Linked DNA regions of Mus musculus: regions 1, 3, 4, 5 and 6 are each linked to region 2. Evidence: chromatin loops called from intact Hi-C (ENCODE). Cell type or tissue: heart. All regions are shown on one strand.

Evidence for each region. Peaks named below come from ENCODE experiments on the same cell type or tissue, not always from the same donor. Only the 100,000 strongest peaks of a DNase experiment are listed, where the experiment ranks them.
Region 1: a loop joins it to region 2, with 2.7 times the contacts of the local background. A loop is called at or near these places in 10 of 42 quality-filtered maps.
Region 3: it touches region 2 in a loop (2.2-fold over the local background); 6 of 42 quality-filtered maps call a loop at or near these places.
Region 4: a loop joins it to region 2, with 3 times the contacts of the local background. A loop is called at or near these places in 7 of 42 quality-filtered maps.
Region 5: a loop joins it to region 2, with 5 times the contacts of the local background. A loop is called at or near these places in 3 of 42 quality-filtered maps.
Region 6: a loop joins it to region 2, with 8 times the contacts of the local background. A loop is called at or near these places in 16 of 42 quality-filtered maps.

What each region holds. Positions count from the first base shown.
Region 1 is chrX:11,805,707-11,809,706 of GRCm38, reverse strand. No RefSeq gene overlaps it. Among named protein-coding and RNA genes, the nearest start is that of Gm26314, 43 kb to the left of the region's middle. In heart, no CTCF peak of the experiment used is centred here; a DNase peak (open chromatin) is centred at 2,276; H3K4me3 peaks cover 1,765 bases; H3K27ac peaks cover 1,895 bases; H3K27me3 peaks cover 4,000 bases.
Region 2 is chrX:12,004,882-12,008,881 of GRCm38, reverse strand. No RefSeq gene overlaps it. Among named protein-coding and RNA genes, the nearest start is that of Gm34301, 4.7 kb to the right of the region's middle. In heart, no CTCF peak of the experiment used is centred here; DNase peaks (open chromatin) are centred at 1,491, 2,311, 2,481 and 3,011; H3K4me3 peaks cover 2,447 bases; H3K27ac peaks cover 2,941 bases; H3K27me3 peaks cover 2,989 bases.
Region 3 is chrX:11,954,433-11,958,432 of GRCm38, reverse strand. No RefSeq gene overlaps it. Among named protein-coding and RNA genes, the nearest start is that of Gm34301, 46 kb to the left of the region's middle. In heart, no CTCF peak of the experiment used is centred here; a DNase peak (open chromatin) is centred at 2,062; H3K27me3 peaks cover 550 bases.
Region 4 is chrX:11,627,760-11,631,759 of GRCm38, reverse strand. No RefSeq gene overlaps it. Among named protein-coding and RNA genes, the nearest start is that of Gm34187, 96 kb to the right of the region's middle. In heart, a CTCF peak has its summit at 1,651 (motif pointing left); no DNase peak of the experiment used is centred here; H3K4me3 peaks cover 283 bases; H3K27ac peaks cover 164 bases.
Region 5 is chrX:11,893,896-11,897,895 of GRCm38, reverse strand. Gm52427 (a long non-coding RNA gene) reads left to right here and starts at 2,641. Exons shown (of 3, transcript XR_003953078.1): 1 at 2,641-2,727. In heart, no CTCF peak of the experiment used is centred here; a DNase peak (open chromatin) is centred at 2,295; H3K27ac peaks cover 1,469 bases; H3K27me3 peaks cover 1,559 bases.
Region 6 is chrX:12,085,463-12,089,462 of GRCm38, reverse strand. It overlaps a transcript of Bcor not described here. Among named protein-coding and RNA genes, the nearest start is that of Gm46687, 5.0 kb to the left of the region's middle. In heart, a CTCF peak has its summit at 1,905; DNase peaks (open chromatin) are centred at 462, 1,022, 1,802 and 2,352; H3K4me3 peaks cover 3,405 bases; H3K27ac peaks cover 2,815 bases; H3K27me3 peaks cover 3,175 bases.

The DNA.
Region 1 (4,000 bases), 200 kb after region 2:
AGGGATCAAGAGCCTGAATTTTGTGGTCACACATAGTTAGGCCCGAGTTTGTGTCCATCAAGGCCTAGTTGCAAGGTCTTGTGCAAGTCACTTGGTCTTTAACACCCTCCCCCATTCTCATCTGGTAGCTTTGCGGGGGATGAGACAGTGTGTGGCTGAGAGGGCTTCAGAGTGGATTCACTATGGTGAAAGGAGTCGGTTTCTCTGCCTGTGTCAGTTGGATCCTCCAGGAATTAGATGAAAGGAGGTCCCAGGGACATAGGTGGGAAATACCAGGAGAGCTTAGCCAGTGAAGAAATGGCTAGCCACAAAGGACAGCGCTCCCTACATGCAGTGGGGAGGCTTGGCCTAAAGGCTGAGACAAAGCCTTTAGGCTCTAGAGCTGGAAGTTGTCAGCTACTTGGCCTTTCTCATGGGAAGCTCTCTCTGGATGGTCTGAGGAGGGGGCCTCTGTGGCTGATTCAGCCCTTCTGAATCCCTCCTTATGGAGTTCTCCTTGAAAGTCAGCATGTGTGCTGCTGTGGAGTGACTGCTGATCCGTGATTCGTGCTTCGTGATTCCTCCCTGGCATACAAGCGCTACAGCTCCAATTTCAGAGAACTTGCCAGAATGGCCCCTCTGCTTTCCAAGCCTACTCCACGGCAGGCTGCGCCACCCAAGTTCAAGTTGAGGTGAAAAAGACGTCCCCATTCAGGGGATAGTGGCAACGTTCTGGAAAAGCAGAGACCCAAGAGACACTGCTGTGCCTGTATTCTGGGAAAAGCAATGTGCTACCAGGAAGCAAAGGAAGAAGTTAGGCCAGTTCAGACTCCTTCTGTCTGTTGATGCAACTAAAACTTTATTGAGTGCCTACTGTGTTCCAGGCTGCCTTAAACACTGAGGATAGAGGATAGATACAAATCCTATACGTTGTAGAGATTATGTAGTATCAGGGAGAAGACTGGCAATACACAATCAAGTAAGTGCTTATTGTGCCAGGAAGTAACTGGTGTGAATGAATGGGTGAAGAAGTGATGGAGGGATCCCCTCCCCGCCACGCCACCCCCCCCCCGCCCCCCCGCTGTCCGTATCTGGAAAGGTCTGTAAACTGCTGGGAAGAGTAAGCAGGCTTAGCTATTAAAACTGTACCCCAGGGATCTAGCTTGTGGGTCTGGGTGAGCTTCTGCTAGGTGTAGAATAGAAGGCTTGTTTCCCAGGCTGAGTCCTTGGCCAAGGTCACCAGCTTGTTAGTGTCAGTATGGGAACAGGACCTGCAAAACCACAAGTTTGTTTGATCCTTCACCTCCCAAAGACCTGTCTGGCCTCTGCCCCTCCACAAAGCTGAAGGGTTCGAATTAGAGTGGGTTTGAGTTTTGGTGCCCGAGAGGGCCCAGGAAGGAAAGAACTTGGGGATGTGATTGGACTCAAGGAAACTCTTCCTGGACCAGTCTGCCCAAGCACTCAGAGGCAGCTCTGTTTCTGGCTTTCCTCCAGGTCTAGGACTGGAGGTGGAGGTGTGGTGACCAAGAGGGGATGAAGGGGGTGGTAATCTAGGGCCAGTAGGCTCCCTACATTATCCCTCTAGTCCTCCCTGGCTGCTAAGCTGGCAGGCGCATGGGAGGGCAGAAGAGGATAGTGTCCAGGAAGGTGGAGGACACTCAAGTGGCGATTGAAGAAAGGCAGAAGAGTGCATGGAGAGGGGAGCTGGGGCTCCGGGTCCCGGAAGGGGCAAGGGAATGGAATGTTCAGAGGTGGCGGGTGGTGGGTGAGGGCATTTGGGGAGTTAGTTTCGAGACAGGGAGCAAGGCCGAGGCGGCTCAAGGTGAGGGGGCGGGAGATTGGGGGGCCCCTGCAGCATCTCGGACCACAAAGGGCCGGGGAGCTCAGGCCCGCGGTGTTAGCAAGCCGTATCGATCGAGGGGCGGGCGCAGCGAGCGCGCCGAGAGCGGCTCCATCCATTAGGGCCGCTGTTCGCCTCCAATTAGAAAAAAAAAATCATTACTCAGCAGCCAGCAGCGGCCTGCGCGCCGCCCGGGACCGCCCGCGAGCGAGCCAGCCAGCGAGGGAGCGGCGGCCTCCCCCGCCCGCGCTCCCCACCCCCCTCCCCCGGCGCCCCGCCTTCCGCGGCCCTAATGACAACTATTAGAACTGCCTCCCCGCACCCACCGCCTGGCGAGCACAAAAGCGCCAGATTCATTTGGTAATCGGGGTAATTACAGCGGGGCGCGGGGGCGCACGCGGCGATGGCGGGCGCGCTGGCGGAATGCTAAGGGGCCCGGCGCGTCGCCCGTCCCCACCCCGCAGCCCTCCCTGACTGGCCTGGAGCCCCGGCAGCTCTCGGTGCCACAACTATCAGAGCCCGAGCCCTTTTCCCGCTGCAGTCGCCGGAAGGGGGGTTCCGATCGGCAGACAACGCAGAGCTGTCACCCCCCTCCTTCCCCAGTCCCCCGCAGTCCCCGGCTGCCCTCGCCAGCGGTTTCCACCGCAAGGCCTGCGGCGTCCGGGACAAGATTTGCTGTGTCCAGAAGTCGGAGAACCCCTCCGAGGTCCGGACGCATAATAAATACCATGTGTAATGTATTTACTCTGTTGCCCCCAGTTAATTTACACCCTAGCGCTGCGCCGTCCCGCCCCCGCGCGCACCAGCCTGCCGTTTCTATTTACAGGCGCGAGGCGCTGTACCTCGAGAAGGCTGCCCCCCCCCCCTTTGAGAGCTTTAGGATGGATGCAACGTGTCGTTAAACCTGAAAGGAGCTGTTACTTATCAGTAATGGTGTTTTCCTCAGGCCTTTCCCCTCACCTGCACAGAGACAGGTACCACCTGGGTGGTGCACCAGGACTAGGGTGCCCTAAGGCCCTGGTGGATGTGTCTGTTGGGGGAAGAGGGAGTAAGCATTATGTGGCTCTAGCAGAAGGTAGCTGAGGCATTTTCGAGGGGGGCCCACCCCAGAACTGCAGGGACCTGACTCCTCAGAACAGCCCAGGCAAGAGGCTGCGCCCGGAGGGGACATGTTCCTCCTCCAAAACTGCCTAGAGCAGCAGCTCCTTAGGCTGCCTCTTGGACAATCCCCTCCAGAGGTACGGTTCTTGCAGTAGCAATTGCCTTATCTGGGGTGATTTTCCATCCACCCTTTCTGGGCAGCTGGACCAATCTTCACATACAGGACTTATCTTGTGGAGAAGCAGGGCTCTGTGCTGGAGGCAGGCCTATCGAATGGAATGTTCACTGGGCCTTGTGTGTGTTCTTAATGACCCATAACAACTCTCAGAGGTGAAAAACAAACCCTTACACCCCTTTAACCCTTTCTGTGCCCGTCCCGTTGTGGTCTAGGAGACTTCTCGGTCTTGCTATGGTGTCTTCTACCCCACCGGCTTCTCAAACATTAGTTTGGCTTCTCATTGGTGGAGGTGGTGGTGGTGGTGTGTGTATATGTGTTAGAACTGTGCAAGACCCTGAAGTAGGGAGCTGCAACCCCTGGAAGTAGCATCAAAATTCTGAGTAGGTACACAATTTTCCAAAAGGAGGATTCTTAAAGGGGATCTGAGGCAGCCCCAAAGGTTAAGAACTACCTAGCAGCTGTACCAGCTCTTGCAGGTCCGACCGCTGAGCCTGGCTTCATTACCAGGACGAACAAGGCCATCCCAAAGCAGTTGTGATTAAAACAGTGAGATAATGCTTTAATATTCGTACAGTACAGGCATCTACAAAAATAAATTATTAATGATGTCCAAAATGGCTGTGTGTACGCAGCATGCACGTGCATGAGTTGGTGACTCTCTCTCTCTCTCTCTCTCTCTGTGTGTGTGTGTGTGTGTGTGATTAGAATTATAAGCTTTGCTCTTGGGAAGCTTGTTTGGAACCTCTTCATTTCTCTGCTCCTTAGGACCAAGGGGGATTGATCTGGGGTGTACCCTCTTCTCTGAGAACCAAGCTCCTCCGTTCCTCTGGAGACCCACAGCCTCTCTTGGGCACTTAGTCATCTATATGGACTCAGTACACCTTTGAGCACTCATCAAACCA
Region 2 (4,000 bases):
TTCTACTGATTACTACTACTACTACTACTACTACTACTACCACTACCACTACTACTTTTTTGCAAAGATGTTTCTAAACTTAAGTGAATGCAAAACACTCTCTTCAGCATACTGATGAAGTCAGTAACTGTCTCTGATGTGGAGGCCAGGAGAGTGGAAGGTCGGTGGAAGACAGGCAGACTTCAGTCTGTAGCCACTGGATAGTAGGTTGGCAGGAAGAAGCTGATCTGCTCTTAAATCTGTCAGCAAAGCCGCCTTGTAAAAAACCAAGCCCAAGAGGCAAGCGCAAGAGCATGGGCTGCTCTCTCAGTACCTGTGATCCACCTGGGATCGGAGCACCCCAGGCCCAATTTGTCCCTATCCCAAACAACAGAGGCCAATAAAGGCTTCGGGGAATCTTGAAACTGGGTGGAGAGAGGACCCCTCCCTCACTTCCCAATCTGCTTCACCAATTGCTTTACTCCAAACTGTGGGCTGATTTCCATTAATCACACTTGGCCCTAATTACCCTGGAGCAACCATTCTTCCCCTGGCCTGGAGCTGGAATTTTAAGGGGCTATTGACAAAGCAGGTCCGTGGGTCTAAACAATAGTGGTAGCTTCAGGAAAAGGCTGGGTGAGGTGTCCATCCCCGGTCCTTTCCATCTACACTATGGAAGTTCCAGGCCTGCTGGTGATCTCCCCAGGTAGGAACCTGAGTTCCTCCACTAAATAGATTTTCCTTTTGTTGTCACATTAATTTGCAACTCATTAATAGTGACAGAAGTGAGGTACTGCAACGATGTCATTTGCATATTCATGAGTGACTTATTATTAAACAAATAAGATTTTCCTATCTTCGCAGCACCCAAAGTAAGGCTGAACAGCACATTACACCGGCCCCGTGCTTTATTCTCTCTTTAATATGTTAATAGATGCAGTTGATTTCTTTAAGTAAATACGCATCTATAAAACAACACGTACTTTATAAAAAAGAAATTTAAATAATAATCCATTAGCAAAGTTGGCAACAATTTAAGAGGAACAACCCATTAATACTAACGCGTGGGAATCAATTTGCGAATTTTTAACTCGGGTGGTGGGTTGCGGACGATTGAGGGGGAGGACTGCAAGTGTTGTGTGAGCTTAAAAAAAAAAAAACATTTTAGTGAGTTTCAGGAGACAAGGACTGAGATCCTTTCCATGTTTCGGGTGCCGGCTCCCCGGAGGTGGAAAACTGTCCGAGTCTTCACCTCCACACCTGCCTTTTCCCTGCGTCCTCTGGAGATCCGAGCCGTGGGCTGACATCTAGCACGTGGCTTTCCACCGGGCCCCTAGGCTGCCCAGCAGCACAGAGTTAGGCGGGGTGGGGGTGGGGCAAGGCCTGGCGTCTAAGCGCCTCTCCTCCCGGGGCTGAGGCTGGGGCTCTCCCCTCCTGCCCTCCATCCCTCGACACCGGCTTCATCACAGCCGGTTCTTTCCAGCTAGGGTCAGGGTGGCCTCCCCCCGCGGTGTCGCGGAGCTCAGGGCCAACCGCGCACCCTTATCTCGGCCGAGTCAGACACTCGCCGCGCGGAATCTGTTGACATTTACTATTGTTCGCAGGAGTCCGGAGCGCCGGGCGGGAGCGAGCGGGCGGGCGGGCGGGGCGAGCCGAGGGAGGGCCGCAAGTGGGAGGCCTGCGCTCCACGTGTGTGCGCGCGCGCGCGTGCTCGCCGGGGGGGTGGGGAGGGCCGTCTGCCTGGAAAATAAAAGTGGCCGGCGGGCCCGGAAGCTTCCAAAGCCGGCTGAGCGGCCCACGCCGGGAATTGAAGTGGTGGCGCGCGGGGGTGGGGTGGGGGGAGGTGGGTGCAGGAAGGAAGACTGGGCAAGCGGGCCGTGGGCTCGGCGGGGGAGGGGTGGGGACAGCTCCAGCCGCACGGCCCCCGGTGACCCACAGGACACAAGTGCATTTGTGCCTAGCCGTGGTAGGGATTAAAGTGCCATACGGCCCGAGCGAGGGGGGCGAGGCGGGTAGAAAACAACCAGCGCGCACAAAGCGCGCATTGTTCCAGCCACCTCCATTATGCCGCGCTGCAGCCAAGAGCCTGTTTCGCAACTGCCGTCCCGGCGATTGGGCGCGCGCGCGTACACACACACACACACACACACACACACACACACCTCCCTGACCAAGGCAGGGTGCACTCCATCGGGACTGGGAAGGGCTGCCCGGGTGGGTTGTGAGTAATGGGGACTCGCGGGTATCTTGAAGAGCTCGGCTGAGCTCTTTATCGGTTTTCGTCCTCGTCTTCTCGGCACTTTTCGTTTTTTTCTGGCTCCTGCCCCGAGCGCACCCCGGAGCGAGGAGCTTCCCCTGGGGAGGAGGCGACGGCGGGGGTGTGAAGTGGAGAGGGCGCGCTCTCAACCGCTGTCACCCGCGGATCGCAGCCCCAGGCGCACAGCGCTCGCCTGCTCTGCTGAAGACACGTGCGCAGCAGGAACGGGGACAGCATCCTTGCTTTCCAAGGAGAGGCTCCGGGAGCACCCACTCCAAGGCTTCCTGGCACTCTGGGACTTCCCCCTGTCGGGAGCGGAAGCTGTGGAATCCCGCACAGCGCTGCCTGGCCTGCCCGGGCGTGCGTGCCAAGTGGGCCAGCTCAGTCTCCTTTACACTAACCACACAGGGCCCAGGCCCTGGCCTCCTCTCTCTGTGGCATCAAGCGCCCTGCTTAAGCACGCTGAGAGGGAATTTAAGCCTGGGCAGCAACAGAAGAAGGTTCCCTTCTCCTTTGGGTGCAGAGTAGGGGGAGGACTAGAAGCCACCCCACTTTCCAGACCCCCTGCTGAGCCCTCTTGGTGGGCAGGTGGGGATCGAAGGCGCCCAGGCTCCGCAAGCTAGCGAAGTCTGGTTTCCTTTACGTTTTACAAGCTATAAATAAACTTCCCCTTGGGCGGATGAGCGCTGCGTCCAAGGGCGGCTTCCCGCCGAATCCGGCGGGCGGTTTACGATCTGGGCCAGGAGCTGGTCTTACGGCGGCCTGAGCCTAGGGTGGGGCGATGGCTCAGGGAAAGCTCAGAGGTCGTCCAGGAGTGGTCGAGTGACCCTCCTCTTCCCTGCGGGGCTGAGGCGCCTCAGCTCTGAGGGCTGGGGGTGGAGCCAGTTGATTTATGAGCCGTCACCCCACCCCGCCCCTCCCGTTTCACTTGTTTTCCTCATCTTCTCTAGCTCAAGCCCTGTTCCCAAAGCCTCACCCCGCAACCCTGCCCAGTGAGGGTTTGGCAACACCGGGCGGCTAGAGCACTGGCCGAGGGGCCCCGGGCGAGGAAGGGGGTGCAAGGGTGTGGGTGAAGCCTTTGGTGTTTTTTCATCCCTCCCACCCCACTCCCGTACCTCCTCCCAGAGCAGGCTAGCCAGCCTAGCCGGACAAAGCTGGGTGGCCAAAAAGCCTGAGAGGCTGAGATAAAGGGCTGGCCTCTAGGGGTGGGAAAATCCCAAGCGTTTGGGGTAGATCCCTGACTTTCTCAAGGTCACCGGGCGGGGGACTGGAACCATTGGCTCATACCAGAGCAGAAGCCATTGCATCAATCAGTTAACACCTTGCAAAGGTCTCCATCTCGCCGCCTCTTTAAGGGTGTTCAGTTTCCCAAGGAAGTACATAAAAGACAGGGCAAGGAAGGCACCGTGGGTCCCAAGACTGCTTTTCGTCATCGAGGGTTTGCTCTGCTTTGATGCTCACACTCACACTGTCTAGGTGGGAGGCCTGGCCTCCAACACACACGTGAGGACGATGTCTGTATGTGGGCCTAGATAGGAAGTGAAGAGTTGGAGGTGACTCAGGTAGTTGGCTACCTTCTTTCCATCTGAGATTTAGGAGAGGTGAGTTGGGAAAGCTCAAGAGAAGGCCCTCCTTAGCCTGGAACAACATCGTCCCTTTGCCCTCTGTTTGTTTAGCGCTTCCACTTAGCCTCCGCAGCTGGTGGCAGAGGGATTCCTGGCAGCATTAATCTCAGGACAGGATCCTAACCTTGATCCCTGGGGA
Region 3 (4,000 bases), 50 kb after region 2:
GTGTATCCACCTCCTCTGTCCCTCGCCATCCTGTCAAATCCTTCTTGCAGAGATGATCCCAGGTCAAGCCTTGGCTCTGACATCATCTCCTCTATGAGAATCTCTATGCAGCTTTCCTCAACACGTGGCCTGCCTTTTCTGTCCCATAGCACCCAATGCTCCCCACTTTAGTGCTTTCCACCTCAGTGCTCCTTTTGCTTTGGGTGCTCCCAATCATTTTCCTCTGTCAACCCCTGCCACAAGACTGTAAACTTATGTATAGTCAGGGCTTGTTTTTGTTTTTGTTTTTGTTTTTTTTTTTGTCTGTATAACTAATGTTTAGTGAAGTTCCTTGTATACAGTAGATACTCAGGAAACTTGTTAGAGTTAAAAAAAATTATGTTTATTATTATTATGTGTGTGTGCCAGTATGGATGATGATGATGATGATGTGTGTGTGTGGGGGGGGGAGTCCATATGCCATCATCACACATGTGGAGGTCGGATAAGCTTGAACTCAGGTCATCAGGCTTAGCAGCAAGCCCCATTACTCTCTGAGCCATCTTACTGGGCCGAGAACAGTTTCTCACTGAGGAAGAAAAACAACATAAGGCAGAATCAAATATGAAGTCATATGGTTCAGACAGGGAGAGAGCAATGTTGCTAAGAGTGAACAGTACTGTCATGGAGAAGAAGCAACAGCCAGGTGCCAGAGGAACCCCCCTCCTTGGACCTGGCTTTCTCTTCTGTTCAATGTGAGGTGGTCTGGAGAGATGACTCAACAGTGAAGAACTCACATTGCTTCTGCAGATAATCATAGGAAAGCTCCCAGCATCCACACTGGGTGGCTCACAACTGCCTGTAGCTCCAGCTCCAGGGAATTCAACCTCCCCTTTTGGCCTCGTTGAGTATTTGCACACATGCACACACATTCATGCATAAGAAATATTTTTTTAATGTGGAGCAAGACTTCATTGCTGGTTCCTTGAGCTCTTAAGTTTTGGGAAATGCTGAGTTCAGCAAAGGAAAACTGGTTTCTCTACTAAGGGTTTCTCAGGGCCTTTAATATGCTAATGTTCATTGTGACTCAAATGAAGGACAGGCACCTCTGCAGACCGTCTTCTTGTCTTTTGCTTCAACAACCTGAAAAACAAATTACTGTAAAACCTCAGGGGCTTCCAGTAATACCAGTTTGTTTTGTTTCTGTACATGGGCTCACCTGGTCGTTGGCTAAGCTGTTTTGCACACGCTCACGGAGCTGGGGGCCAGTCTAAACCGGTTTTGGTCTAGAAGACTAGGGTAGGTCATCTCTATTTCAGCCATCCCCAAGGTAGGCCCAAAAGATCCAGCCTCGATTCCTGGAAAGCTTGTTGGCCATGGGAGGGGCCCAGCAGGTCACTCTGCTCCTGCTAGGGGTGTTTGCAAAGTTCTATGGAAGAGACTTGGATCTGGATTGGGGTTGGTAGTGGTGAAGAATTTGGGCTATCCAGGCAGTCTACCACAGTGTTTCACCAAGTTCCCGGTGACCCAGGCCCACCTTGGTGCCTGCAAGCTTCAGGGCCGTCCCAGCTATGGTCCCGATTCTACACTCTGTAGGTTTCAGTGGGGGCTTGCAAAATGTGACTCCTGATTAGCAGATGGCCTTTGAGCAGTGCAGATCCTTGGCAATTCCAAAGCCAGCAGTGGCAGCCTAGCAGGCAGGAGGGGTTATCAGTTTGAGGTTAGTGTAGTCTGCATGGTCAGGCCTGTCTCAAAACAAAAACTAAACAGCAAAATCGCCACTGCAACAATGACTGACCTGTGGCTAGTGACAGAGCATGTGCTCTGGGCTCCATCCTCAGCACCAGAAAAAAAAATATCAGTACATTGTGGGAAGACTCCTCTGTCTCTGTCTCTCTGTCTCTGTCTCTGTCTGTCTCTTACTCTTTCTTCTTCAATCAACCCTCTTCTCACCCTCCCTGTCCTCTCTCGGATCCTTATCAGCTCTTCCCAGGATCCTTGGGGTGGGGAACAGAACCTTCAGGAAGCATGCTTCAGGGAACTCTGCTGCGCAGGGGAAGTGCCTTTTTCCTGTTCAGTTCCTCCAGGAAGGCCTTTGATGAGGTCTTGACCTTGGGATAGCTTTCCTTTTCTAAGGCATGGTGTCAGTTCTAGACCCAGGACCAGCCTTCCGGGGCCAGCCTATTTGGACACCTGCATGTGCCACAGAAAGAGGGAAGTTTGCCAGCCTGGCTCCATTGTAATAAGGGCCCAGGTCCACGGGTAAAGAACACGTGGAGCCCCTGCTGGGGTGGCCCCATGACTAGCTCTTCCTTGCAGCCTGCCACTTCTTGTTCACATGAACATAGTGTCACCAGAGTTGGCCTTGCCAACCTGCAGTCAGGGGCTGATTCCTGTCTGTTAAAGCCCATCAGACCCCCCTGATAAATGCTTTGGTGGTGAGTAGGCTCTGGGAAGGGGAGGCCTCTGGGAACGGAGAGGCCTATGGCTTGGGAGTCCTAGGGAGGCACATAGATTTAGCTTTGTTAAGAAAACCTCCAAGAGTGTTAAGGTTGAAGGAGATCATTTGACAAAGAAACACAAGGGACAGACAAAAGGCCCTGCCACCAGGGCCAGTGGGCCTGGGGTGGAGACCTAGAGTGAGTCAGTCACCCCTGCTGGCCCCAGACGTGACCCATCCAGAAGGAACACCTTTCCACTTTTGGGATAGGAATCATTTGGAAATTTGCTGTGATTATGCCAGAAACAAATGCAGTAAAATTAATGCATAAAAAAATACTGAAAGGAAATGCTGAGCTGTTGGCTCTTAGAAAAACCTATAGCAGGCAATTATAGACAATTTACATTTTTTATACCTTTTTTGATGTGTAATTTTTCAAAATTTCTACAGTGGCTACAAGCTATTGTTAAAAGGCTCAGGAGGGGGGGAGAAAGTGACACAGAAAAGAATAGCAAGAATGGTACAATCACATTTTTGAGAAATAATTGTTCTATAATGCACTGCACTATATATTCAATAGAATTTCAGTTTCATAAAACAAAAAGTTTATAGGGAAAGACTGAAGGACATAAAATTGTTATCAGTGTTTATCTCTGGATGTGTGATTCATTTAATTTTCTTTCTATCCTTTTGGAAGGAACATATTACTTTTTGAAATTACGAAAAGGCAATTGAAAAAATGGATATATTTCCATTTGTACAAGGTGTTGATTGACAGCAGGACCATAGGGATGGAGTAAATCAGTTCCTTGTTTGGCCTAGCAGAGCTGAGGAAACAGTCAATAGGCTGTGAGTGCATGAACTCTCTACCTGCCTTGGGGCTGTGGCACCGGGGAGTCAGGCTCTTAGCCTAAAGTCTCACTATGAGGAGATGTCCAGAGACACCACCTTTAAATTGGATTTGGGAGGATGAGACAGGTTTCACTAGATAAAGAAGGTCTGGTGGGAGGTGGGGCAAGGGCAGCTGGAGGGTGGGAACCTGGAAATGAGGGCCACACAGGCAAACTTGGCTTCCAGAGCAATGCAGTAAATGCTATTTGCCACGCCACACCTCTCTGGATAGGGTTGTCACAGGCTCCTTTTCCTGCTGCCTCCTGACATGCCATTGATACCAAAGCCCCATTACTGCAATGCCTAATGTTCCTGCCCTTCCTGGGGTCCTCAGATCCACACCTAAGCGCAACAATCTGTACATATGAAGGTACGTGAGTATTACTGTTTGTATGTATAAATATAATCGTTCCCCATGTCTGTAAGGTTGCTTTATTGAGTAAAACATTCCATTAGTGAGCTTTTTCAAATTCCTAGTTTGTAAAGGGTTTGATTTATCAATTGTATCCATTGCTGAAACCTGGGACTGTGCACACACTACCAAGGCAAGCACTCTACCACAGCTATACTTCTAGCAATGCCTGGGACCTTGTAAGACCTGAACCTTCAGCCTGGGCTCATATAGGGAGTTTGAGGCAAGCCTGGGTTCCATAATGAGCCTTTGTCTTCAAAAGCAACCAGCTAACCAAC
Region 4 (4,000 bases), 380 kb after region 2:
CTGCCTTCCCCTCCCCCAGCCCTGGGCACAAACTTGGCCCCCTTGCTTATTTCCTGGTGAAAGCCCATTATCTCTCATTTACATCTAAACTAGCTTTTCATACTATTTTAAAGGCCGCTCCTCCCCTTCTGTAATCTCCCTGTGCATGAATTAAAAGTTGATTCTTGAAACGCACAAATCTTGGGGGCAGTTTCTTTTTCCTCCTTATTTGCATACGCTGTTTTGGACTAACCCTTTTATTTCCTCCCAATTATGATTTCTGGTGTGTTTTCCAGAGCTTTACAACATGGCATCTGATTATACACAAAGCTTCAGAATAAAGCCCTGTTTTTCCCTTCATTAACGACACAAAGGATGGCTGTATGATCCACACAGCACTTTGTGATTTAATACAGCTTACGCTCTAAATCGCACCCGGCTTGGGCAAAGCAGATTTGGGAGTGAATCAACGCATTTTCTTGCTGCCAGGAGCTCCCTTGCAGATTCCAGCAAATTCTTTCACCACACGGAATTAGCATTTGATTAAGCTCTGCAGACACGTTCAAACTTTTACCACTGAGTCCTGGCAGGGTTGTAGTAATCTGCCGAGAAGGAGAGGCATCTAGAACAGCCACGACTACCTGACCTGTCCCCAACAGATTGAGGGAGAGGGTACCTGAAAGTGAGCAGAGGGTGTGTGTGTGTGTGTGTGTGTGTGTGTGTGTGTGTCTGACAGTGAGGGGCGTTGGATGTCTACTTGAGTTAGGACCTTTCTTTCCTACACTTAACCCTGGACAAGCTTTCTCACTTAGCGTGCTTTCTAACGGAGCACTGCAATGATAGTTATGACTTAGGACTCAGGAGGCATATGACCTTCAACTAGAACCTGCCTGGTCTCAGGTTCAGGGAAATGGGACTCAGCATCCCTGTCGAGTCCCAAGGTCCTTTGGCTGGAGTTGCTTCCAGGACGGCTTCCAGCTAAGCTTCCCAGAAGCCTGAGTGGAAAATCTCGTCCATTTCCATTATGCAAATACAAGAAGCGGAAGTTTATCAAACTGGGGCTTTGTACCTCGAAAGTGGGTGTGCCAGCATGGGGGGCTATAAAGGCTTTATTGCCACAAGTTTGGGGTGATTGCTTCCCTCGCAAATGCCGGGAGCAGGATTGAATTATGCAGGTCTTCCAAACAGGTGGCAATAAAAACTTTACAGTCTCCCACACCATCACATATTTTGTTTATGCCTCTTAGGTGTCTTATTTTGTTAGAGGCTTTTTCTTCCTTTTTTTTTTTAACTCTTCTGTTACTATGGAAACAGAAATAGGTGGAGGTGTTTCTGGCTACCTGTTTTGGTAGATGGAACGCAAGTGAACTATCACTGGGCACTCTGATAGATGGAATAACTGACGTCTGGGGAGGGTAGGAACTAATTAGTTCTGGAATATCATAGCTCTTGAATTCTTTCTTTGGGGAAGAGAGGGAGTGAAGGGGAACATGTCCATTTCACAGATGGTAAAACAGAGGGACAAAACAGGTCTTTTTTGCAGTCAGCAAGCCAGAAGAAAACAGCAAAAGGGCCAAGAAACTTAGTGTCTGGTTTTCTAGGGCTGCAAAGCCAAAATTAGTGATGCCCTTTTGGTAACCTGAGGTCAGACTGCAGTGACATCTGCTGGCAGAGACAGAAGTGGCCCTAGCAGGATTTTCCGTTGCTGGCAACTGCCAGGCCAGGAGCTTGTGGGTCTGTCTGGTTCCCAGTGTTGGCTCCTAGGTGACTTCCTTGGCTGGGAAAGAGAGTTGCACAGCCCTCCCCTTGTCCTGACTGAGTTAAGAGAAGCAGAGTGAGATGGTGAGTCATGGATGTTGTGAGGACTTGGGTCCAGATCCCAGATACCCTTCCCTATTCTAGAAGGTACAAGTCACTGGCCGGTGGGAGGAAATATCCAAGATAGGTTTGTTGGTTCTTGTTGCTAACCAGAGAGTTCTCTCGCTTGGGGGTCCTGGGTCTCTTTTTGGAGAGGTTCCAACTCTTATTTTTTACAGGAAAACTAGGATGAAGAAGGCAGTTAAAGGCAGTTCCAAGGAATTCGAATGATGCCCAGAGACATTGTCAGCAACTGCAGAGAAGAGGAGCCCCTGAAGGGAGAACATGTCCCTTGGGGACACTCATGTACACGATGGCATCCTCACTAGAATGAGGAAGTTGGTGGGGGAGCTCACTGATATTAAGGAAGATCTTAGTTCATAACCTCCCTGTAAACTTGACAAATACCCAGTCCTACCCTGAGTCTTGGCTTCCCCATTTAAGAGAGCCTGATTTTATTACTGTCCTAGCTCTGTGCCTTGGAGACATGTGATAATCATCTACATCTGTAGACTATGACACCCAACAAAGGGCTGTCAGACATTCCTGTTTACCTGGGATGTCCTATGTCAGTGACATCCTTGCCTGTTTTGGATAACTGGTTAGGCCTAGGAAGCTCTGTCTAACCATGTTAACCTATGGCAATGGTTCTCCAACACTGTGTAGACCTGGGCTGGTTCGGCAGCAGCTTGTTACCCTGTAAATGACAACCTAACACAGAAATCAAGAAAAGACATTTTAGAACTTCAATGTGTCAGAGCCATTCTATGTCCTATTGACTCCAAAGGCCATTAAAACTTAGGGTTTAAAAATATGGAATCCCCCGTCCTATAGTTGTTCATTTTTTGTTGTTTTTGTTGTTGTATTTCACAAGAGATTTGTCTGTGAAAGTTTCGGGGAGGGGAGTAACCTAACAAGAAATAACAGGTCCTTCACCACAAATCATTTGAGAAGCACTCTCTTGTGGGGTCCTTTGGCTAGCTTCCTATAGCTTCCTATAGTGAGCTGTCCCTGCCTCTGGGACATCACTTGGGCAGCTAGGCACAGCTAGCTATTTTCTCACCAAATGAAGTTGTGAATGACCGTCTCTGTCAGAAAGGCCTGTTCCATGCTGCTGGCCAGGCTGGCCATAGTTTAATGGGGGATATTCATCCAGCTGTTGGTGCTCTCTTAGCCTCACTGGGACACACCTGCCTCCCAAGGTGGCTCCTGAGACCTCTGTTCTCTCCATCTTCCCAGGCTTTGAAAGCTGGGTGAGAAATCCAAAAGGCCCCCTCCCAGCTCTCTTTTGGTTCTGCCCTAAGTGGACCTGAGTGAATGGAAGGAGCTATTGAACAAGCAAATGAGCTTTCATGATCTACTTCATTAGGCTGTGAATCCCTGGACCTACTATCCACACAGGCCCAACTTAGGCTTGTTTTTCATCTGTGTGCATCACTTCAGGGGTCTGCCCCTCCTTATGCTAGGCCCATTCCTATGGACCTACTTGTCCAGGTGCTGTGTCCTGTAGTACACTCTTTGGGCTGAGCCTGCAGAATTTGGTGGGGGTTGTTTATGATTGAAAGGTTGTGACTTAAAGCCAGTTATCTCTCTTAGCCTCTCTCCTCGGAATCTGGTAGGCCACATCATACATATTAAGTTGTTTGTAGTACTGGTTATGATCGAAGTGAGGAAGGGCCCCCAAAACATTCTTAGGAATTGAGATCTGATTTTGTTTTCTACTTTCTGTGGTCTTGAGAAATTAAAGGTACAGCTTCCATGATCTTGTATGTAATCTGGGGATTACAAAAATCTCCTTCATATGCTTGCCCTAGATAAAAAAAAAGGATGCTGGGGGGAGAGGCATACAGTGGGGACAGGACACATCAGCTATTTCAGAGTTCTCTCCTTCCTACTTATGATTTCTCCTCCCCTGCCTCTGTGGATTTGCTTTCTCCGGGAAAGGCCCGTTTGCCATGCTTCTCTGCTCCACTTTCACCAGGGGACTCAGCCAGTAGGTTGACCCAAAGGTATTTTGTGTAGACAAATGGGTGCCTTCTTCTGGTGCATGGCGGGGAGTGTTTGTGGATGACTGCACATGGGTGGGTAGGCACCTTCCATTTCCCCATCATGTGACCCAAGCTCTCAAGGCCAATACTAGTATTCTTTCTATGCACCATTGGCA
Region 5 (4,000 bases), 110 kb after region 2:
CACTACACAGCCATGGGAAACTCTCAAAAACACACTTGGATCTCAAAAACCTTCCACAGCTCCTCACTGCCCTCTGGAGAATGTTTGAACCCCTTAGGTGAGCCTCCCTGGGCCAGGCTTAGGTGATGGGGTCCTGTGATTGTTTACTCTTATCTCTATGCTCACCCCACATTCCACATGGTGGTAGCCTGAGCTCTCTATTGCGCTACAGAGTACACTAAAGGGTGCCCCCTCATCAGACTGGAGGCTCTTGGAGGGCAAGGGTGAGCAAATCTTTGCTGGTTTTGCTTTATTTAGTACAGCCTCATGTCAGTAGGATGGCTAGGGAAGTGGAGCGTGGTGTGGGAATCTCACACCTGTAATCTATAGAGTGTGTGCTTTCGGGAGAGGCCAGTGAGCCAGTGTGGAGAGAAGCTTACAGGGGTGTGGGGGTGTGGGGGTGTGGGGGAGTTAATGGAGTGCAAATGGAGAGAGGGGGAGGGGGATGGAGAGGGAGGGGGAGAGAGAGAGAGAGAGAGAGAGAGAGAGAGAGAGAGAGAGAGAGAGGTGTCAGGGACAGAAAAAGATAGAAAGATGGAAGGGATCAGAGAGAGGGACACACACATACACAGAGAGAGAGGGAGGGAGTGGGAGTGGGAGTGGGAGAGGGAGAGGGAGAGGGAGAGGGAGAGGGAGAGGGAGAGGGAGAGGGAGAGGGAGAGGGAGAGGGAGAGGGAGAGGGAGAGGGAGAGGGAGCCAGAGCTTTGTATCCCCTGGCTGCCCTAGGCTCTCTGGACAGCATGATATGTCAGTGCCCCCAGGCTTTTCCCCCAGGGCTCATGAGGTCACAGATTAGAGTTGGAATTTCCAGGCTGTATCCTCTGTGCGGTACTTCTGGCAAGCTTCCCCCAATGGCAGGGGACTTCTTGGGGACACCTGCCTGATGGAGTGTGGAACAATTGCCCCCTTACCATGAGCATTTCTATACAGATTTGCTCTCTGGCTCCACAGCTCCTCATGGGTGGTGGCCCTCTTCCTAAGTCCCTCCCATAGCACCTTAGAGGAATATGAGGGCCTGGGAGACCCAATGGGGCTCTGAAGTGAGTCACTGAGAAAGAAGGTATGTCTTCAACTTCTTTTCCTTTGGGAGGAGAGCTAAGTCCAGGTGGGGTGTCCAGCGACCTCAATATCTGTTCAAATGCAAGTCTCACCCAAGGGCCAGAAAGTGGGCAGGAGGTTCCTTTGTCCTACCTGCCCTGGAGAGATCTGCCCAAGCTCTTCCACATGTGTCGCTAAACCCTCGCTCTCATTAGAATTGTTCAGAGTGGCTTCAGTGGCCTTGGACATGGTGGCTCAACTCATAGAAAGGGGACAGTACTAGGCTTTGGTGACCGCTGTTCTAGTCCCAGCTTTGCCATCAGATGGCTTTGAATAAGATGCTCATTTTCTTGGACTCTCCATTTTTAATCAGTGAGACTGGGGCAAAGCCTGACAGTTCGCTCCTTTACTAACTTGTTGTTGGGAAGAACCTAAGATACAGGACAGTTCCAGCCCTAGTACCTGGTGCTGTCCTTCTGGAACTTCCCAGTGGCCCTTAGTGAGCCATGCCAAGTGACCACACACTGACAGCTGGAAACGGGAGCAGCAGTTAGCTTCCTCGGGCCAAGATTACAAGGCTTCCTTTGGAGTCTCCTGGCGATGATGCTATTCTCGCTTCTTTCTATTTAGGGTGGCCACCTTGGTTCAAGACTGCATCATTACTAAGTAGTCCAAGGCCAGCATCTATATGTCTGTCTGTTCCAGCCTCACATAGCCTTCTCTCTAGATAAGCAGTTCCTAAGTATTGGGTCACAGCCTCTTTGAGGGAGGACAGGGGGCGAACAACCCTTCACAGTGATCACCTAAGACCACTGGAAAACAGATCTTTACATTACTATTCCTAACTGTAGCAAAATGACAGTTATGAAGTAGCAATGAAAACAGTTCTGTGGTGTGTGTAGGGGTCATCACAACACAAGGGTGACAGATTAGGAAGGTTGGGGAGCACTGATCTAGATACAAGGGGCACAAGGGGATCAGAGATGGTTGTACCACAGCCAAGGTCAGAGACAGGATCACCCCTGGAGTCCTAACCCAGTCTGCAAGTCAGACCTGCATGGAATCTCTGGTCTATTCTGCCAGAGCCTGCTGGGCCTGGCCTGCCTCCCCAGTCTGCTGTGGCCTCCTTGGGAGAGCCCTCTGGAGCCAGCCTGTGGCCATGCCTGGCTTGACGCCAGCCAGTCAAGCCAGGACTTGAAGATCAGGCTGGACTGTGGTGTCTAAATAAAGGGCGTCCTCGGGATTAGAGCAGAGGTCAGGAGAGGACATGGCTGCAGCTGACCAGCCCGACAGGGTGGCCTTAGTGGCCCATCAGTACACAAACCAGCTCCACCCTCCAGCTCTCTGCCAGCAGGGCTATGAGGGATCTTCAGGGCTGGGGTCAGCCTGGGGTCAATGCCGACATAAAACCCAGCTGACTAGAGCCAGACCACCTACATATTTAAACAGATCTTCGAGAATGAAGGGGCTGTATCCACCCTTGCAGATGGAGAATGAATGGCAAGCTGGGAACTAGAACTTTCTTTGCTTTGAGATTTTTTTTTTCCCTTTTAGGAACTGATACCTTGAAAGGATCTTTCTGTGTTTTCCCTTCTCACTCTGCTGGAAGAAATGGTAGAACCCATATCCTGTTTGGTTCTGGGGGAAAAGGTAAAACTTGTGCACGCGCGCGCGCGCGCGCGTGCGCGCGCGTGTGCGTGTGCGTGTGTGTGTGTGTGTGTGTGTGTGTGTGTGCGCGCATATACTGGGGGCAAGGAACAGAGACATGTCATTTTAAAAATCCAGATGAACGAAAAGAACCTGACCCTGCTCACTTCATATTCCCTATTTTATCCACAGAAAAAGGGAGTCAAAAGGAGCAAGGCAGGAACATGGGAAACACGGCCATGGCTGAAGTCTTATCTGGGTTAAAAACCCCGGGAGTGCTCCGCTTTAATTTTTTGGTATAGCAGGATCAAGGAATTGATTCATTCTGGCTGCGCTTCCTGTCATTGTTTCTGCTAGCCGTGTTTGATCTGTGATTCACGTGTAGATCTGCTAGCCATGCTCTGAAAGAAATAATATATTCTGCATTGCACTGGGTCAGGCTCAACCATGGACCTCCTTTTGCTGGGATGATTTCAAAGACACAATGCGCTTGCGCGTGCGCGCACACACACACACACACACACACACACACACACACACACACACGAGAGAGAGAGAGAGAGAGAGAGAGAGAGAGAGAGAGAGAGAGAGAGAGAGATGCTGGCTTATGCACACAGTGTTTGTGTAAAGGATTAAAAGAATGAAAGGCCAGAATGTAAGCACAGTTCCAAGGCATGGAGTGGCTATGGCTGTGGCCCTCACCCACTGACCTAGGCCAGCCATGTCTCCTTTGAGTCAGGTATGTGTGCACCCCACCCCTGCAGGCAGGGGCCATGCTAGCTCTTTGATGGGTGAGGCTATTATTAGTAACAATGGTTTCCAGCGAAAGAGCAATTTTCCCCAATGCAGTAGTCGTCCTCTTCCTTCGCGTCCCAAGCCGAACAGAGACAAAAATGACATTAAGCAGTGCAGGCGCCCGAAGAGATGAAATACTCCACACCTCCCAGCTTAAATTGGACTGGGCGTTTACTGGCATTTTAAGGGCCAGAGGGAAGTTGAAGCAACTGCAGGGGTAACACACACGTGAAAAATGGAAGGCCAGACAGCCTGGGTAAATAAGAGACATGCCTGGAGTTTTAGCGCAGGGTCATAAAAGTTGACAGGAGCCGTTTGGACTGGAAATGGCTGGGTGGGTATCACTGCCAGGTTTTGGCAAGCGCCTGGTTGTTGAATACTACAAAACTGAATAGATTAGAAGAAAAGGAGGAGGAGGAGGAGGAGGAGGAGGAGGAGGAGGAGGAGGAGGAGGAGGAGGAGGAGAGACAGAGACCCAAGG
Region 6 (4,000 bases), 81 kb before region 2:
GCTAAGTGAGTGTGGGTGAGGTGGCCAGCCACCGGGGACAAGGTTTTCTGTCATTTGTCCTTTGAGTCCATGCTTCCCTCTTGTTGCCCCGTACTCTATAAAGAAGGCCTACAGTAAATGAGTAAGGTTCCAGCCAGCCTTTTGAAAAGGAGAATCACACGCTAAACACTTTACTTCGATCCTTTCCTTTATTCACTGACTGAGAAACAGGGCCCCGAAGGACCAGACGAAAGCCAAGTCAAGTCAACGCACCAAGGATCAAGGTCATTGAGTGCCAAAAGTCTGGGGTCACAGACAAGAACCCTGGTCTCTTCGAAGGCCCGTGGTCACAGTCCCTGTGTCCCAGGCCTTCTTCCTGGAGCGCTGGGGCCTCTCAGGAGAGAAGCGTCGGCGGGGCGGCTTGTCTGTGAGTGGAGGTGGGGGTTGGAAGGCGGTGGCGGGGAACCCAGCAAGAGAAGTTTCCACCACGCTCTGCTCTGTTGCTGCCAAAATCCCCTGGCCCCTCCCCGCCCGCACTGCCTTCCGTTGCCACCACAAGTTTGGTTTAACGAGAGAGCTCGGGACAAAAGCAAACCTTTTCTATAGACCCTGAAAACAAAGGGGAAAGAGACGCGCGAGGCCGCAGAGAAGCGGCTGCTAGCGTAATGGTGCCAGGCCGAAAGCAGAGCATTAGAACTGCAAAAGCCGCGCGGGCGGGAGGAAGTGCGAGGCAGGAGGCGGGAGCGCCGGGAGGGCGGGCGGGGGAGGGGCGCTGCGCCATGTTTCCGTGTCACCCGCCGAGTCGCCGGCGCTGGGCTCGGCCGCCGGCTCCCGCCTGCCTCCGTAACGGCAGAAAGCGTGCGATTAGCAGCCAGACAGGCGGGGACTCCGGGCCCACGGGGCCGCCGCACACGCCGCCCGCGGTCCCGGCCCGCGCTCCCCTCCCCCTCCCGCCGGGTAATCCTCCTCCTCGCTGCAGCGCTGTGTGCACTCTCATTAGAGCAGGGTGGCTTTTCTCTGCGCACTCGCTCGGCTCCCGCTGGCAAAACAACGCCTTCCCCGGCCGGGCCCTGGGCCAGGGGAGTCGGGGAGGGCCGGACGGGGGCGGGGTGAGGCTGGGACAGCCTCGCAGGTTAGCTCCGCCGCCGGTTCGAAAAGATGGGGAGGACCCTTTGGCCCTCCCCCACGCGCAGTGCCAAAGCCGAAGGTCCATACCAGACTCTCTGCCCCTCGGGAGAGGGGGGAGATGCTGGTGCCATCCTGACCTACTGCCGTCCGCGGCACGAGGCCAGAATGCGTGGGGCAGATGAGGGTGTCTGGGTTGAAGAGCGGGAGTGGACACTGGGGAAGGTTCCCACAACTGGTTTTTGACCCGTGTGGCTTGCTAACGACCTCTTAAGGCCAGAAGCTGGATTTCAGGTGTTGTTGCCCTAAGACCCTCAGGGAGATCAGTGCCCTTTCTGGCTTTGGGGTTGACCGCCCAAAATGAGTAGGAAATGGGTGGGGGGAGACTCCAGTGCTCCGGAGCGCCCCATTTCTGTTCCGCGATCTCTGTACACAACAGTAGACAGCTTCTCCCCGGCACCTCGCGCCCAGCTGCAGGGCTCGGGAGCAGGTGTTCCTGCCTGGCCCAAGTGGCGGCTCAGCGCCCCTCCTGTCCCAGCTGCGGGGCCCAGAGAGGAGGGAGGGGAAAGGCGTGTTGGTGGCGGTAACTGGGAGGGGGGGGACGTCTCGCCGGACCTTGCCTAAAATGGGTCCATTCCGGGGTGCGGACAATCGCCTGGAGCCTGGAGGAATCTAGGAGGACAGACGGCCAGCTCCCGTCTAGGACTGCCCTAGGGGCCAGCACTGGCCGTTCGGGGCGGCGGGAGGGCTTCCGGTCCCCGTGACTGCGGCGGCGGGGCGGCGGGGAAGTTCCCGTCGCGGCCGCGAGGAGCACCCTCCCCTGGCTGCCGCCGCCGCGCAGCTCTCGGAGCAGCGCCCTAGGAACCCCGGGGCATCGGGCGACGTCGCCCTCGCCTTGTGAAGGGATGGGGGCTTCAGGGTGTTCCTCGATCCCCGCCCCGCCCCAGGGACCTGAACGCGGGATCGGGGACCCTGCGGGATCGGCCGCGCGCCTCCCAGCCCCTCCTCGCCGCTGCCATGGCGGGCACGTGAAACGCAGCTCGGCGCCGGGAGCCCGCCGGGGAGCGGCCTGGCCCGCCCGCTCCTCTTCGCAGCGGGTCCAGGGACGCGGAACCAAGTCGGGCCGGGTCCCGCCGAGCTCTCCGCGGCCCCGCACCCCATCCCTGCCCGAACCGGGCCTTGAGGTCACGCCAGACGACTCGTCCAAGGGGAACTCGGGCTGACTAATGGGACGCTTGTGGGCCTCCGGAGAGGCCGGGCTGGCAGCAGTGCCCGCTCGCTCTGCGCTGACGCTGCGACCAGGCTCTTCGGGGAAGGGCGAGAGGAGGGGTTTCCCCGACCGGTGGTTTCGGCTCCCTGGGGACAATCCGGCTGCGGATGGCTCTGGGCTTTGGGTCCTGTAGCCTGATCCCGGGCCCGCAGACTGGAGGTGCTTACGGGAAGAAGGTGCCTCAGAGCTCTGAGCCTGTTGTGGGGTCTCCTTTGCTTGCTATCTTGGGCCAGCAGCTTTATTGGGGGGGACGGGGGGCGGGGAGTTGCAGGTCACCTTGAGGGCGTGGGCTTAGATACCAAAACCTTCAACAAATAGAAAGTCTTCCGGAAATCCCTCAGTGAGGAGAAAACAATTGATAAAACTCAGGGAGAGTCCAGTTTAGTTGGGAGTTCTCAGGGTCTGGGCCCTCCCCGCCCCCCACTCCCGATTACAGGGTCTTGTGAAAATCAACAGAGTTTTTTTTATTTTTTCCAACGAACAGCCACCTCATTGTTGACATAGTTATTATATGGCCCTCCCAAATATAGCTACCTGTTTGTTTTAGTTTCAGCACATCCTCTCGATGGTGAGACAGAAATATAGACCAGTAATAAAAGATAAACATGTGTCAGATGCAGAATAAGTCCTCATCGCGCATCCCTGGTTTTGAGTTTAATTACACTAGAAATCCAGTCCTCCCACGAGAAGGCCTGAAACCCTGCAGTAGAGGTGCGACTTTTCCTGGAGAGCCTCGCCTTTGGAGAGGGGTTGCTGGTGGAAGGCAGTTAGGTTTTAAATGTCACTTCCAAATGAAAACGCTTTCCGTCAGCTTTTTTCTTTTTTTGATGCAGTTTTCGAAAGGAGCATTTTTTCGAGATAAGAAGTGACCGATCAAAATCGCTGAGGGGAGGTTGTAAGCAGCCGCTTTGCCCCAGCTTAGCCTTATCTTATCTTTCACACTTGCATGGCGGAAAAAAATTGGCTTATCTTTATCCCCACCCCATTCTCGCCTTAATTGCTAAAAAACACTGGTGTGTTAAACGGGCAGGAAGGAGGTCTCTGGATTGTCAGCAGAACAGGAAGATTCAAAAAACTGTGGGCTCCTGGGGAAAGAAGAGGGTGACAGAGTGTATTTTCCCCCCCCCTTGGCCTTTCTTGTACAGTGTGGAGGGTCCTGTCCCAGCTGGAAGGCACCATGATCAGATTTTTTTTTTCTTTTTAAAAAGAATTAAAACCAGTATGGCTTTGGCTTGGGCATCTTCCCGGAGCCTCTTTTTTTTCTCGACACCCTGTTTACCAACCTCTCTCCTTCATCCCCTCCCCCTCCAAACAACAACAACAACAACAACAAAAAAGGTCAGTGGGTCTCTGATTGAGACTCCCTACCTTCATCCTCTCTCTTCTGTGTTGAGGGGTGGGGGTGCCGGGTTGGGACGTGCAGCTTGCTGGAAATCATTAAAATATATGCGGGTGTCTGCAAACACACACTTTTAAATCATGGCGTTCCCTCTCCATGCTGGTATATTTAAACTCCAGAGCGAGCTGGATCCCCTTCCTTTCAGTCGTTTGTCTGTGTCACCGACAGGCCGCTAATGGCTGGGCTTCCAGGCGCTGTGCATTATGCATTAACCTCCTCCTACCGCG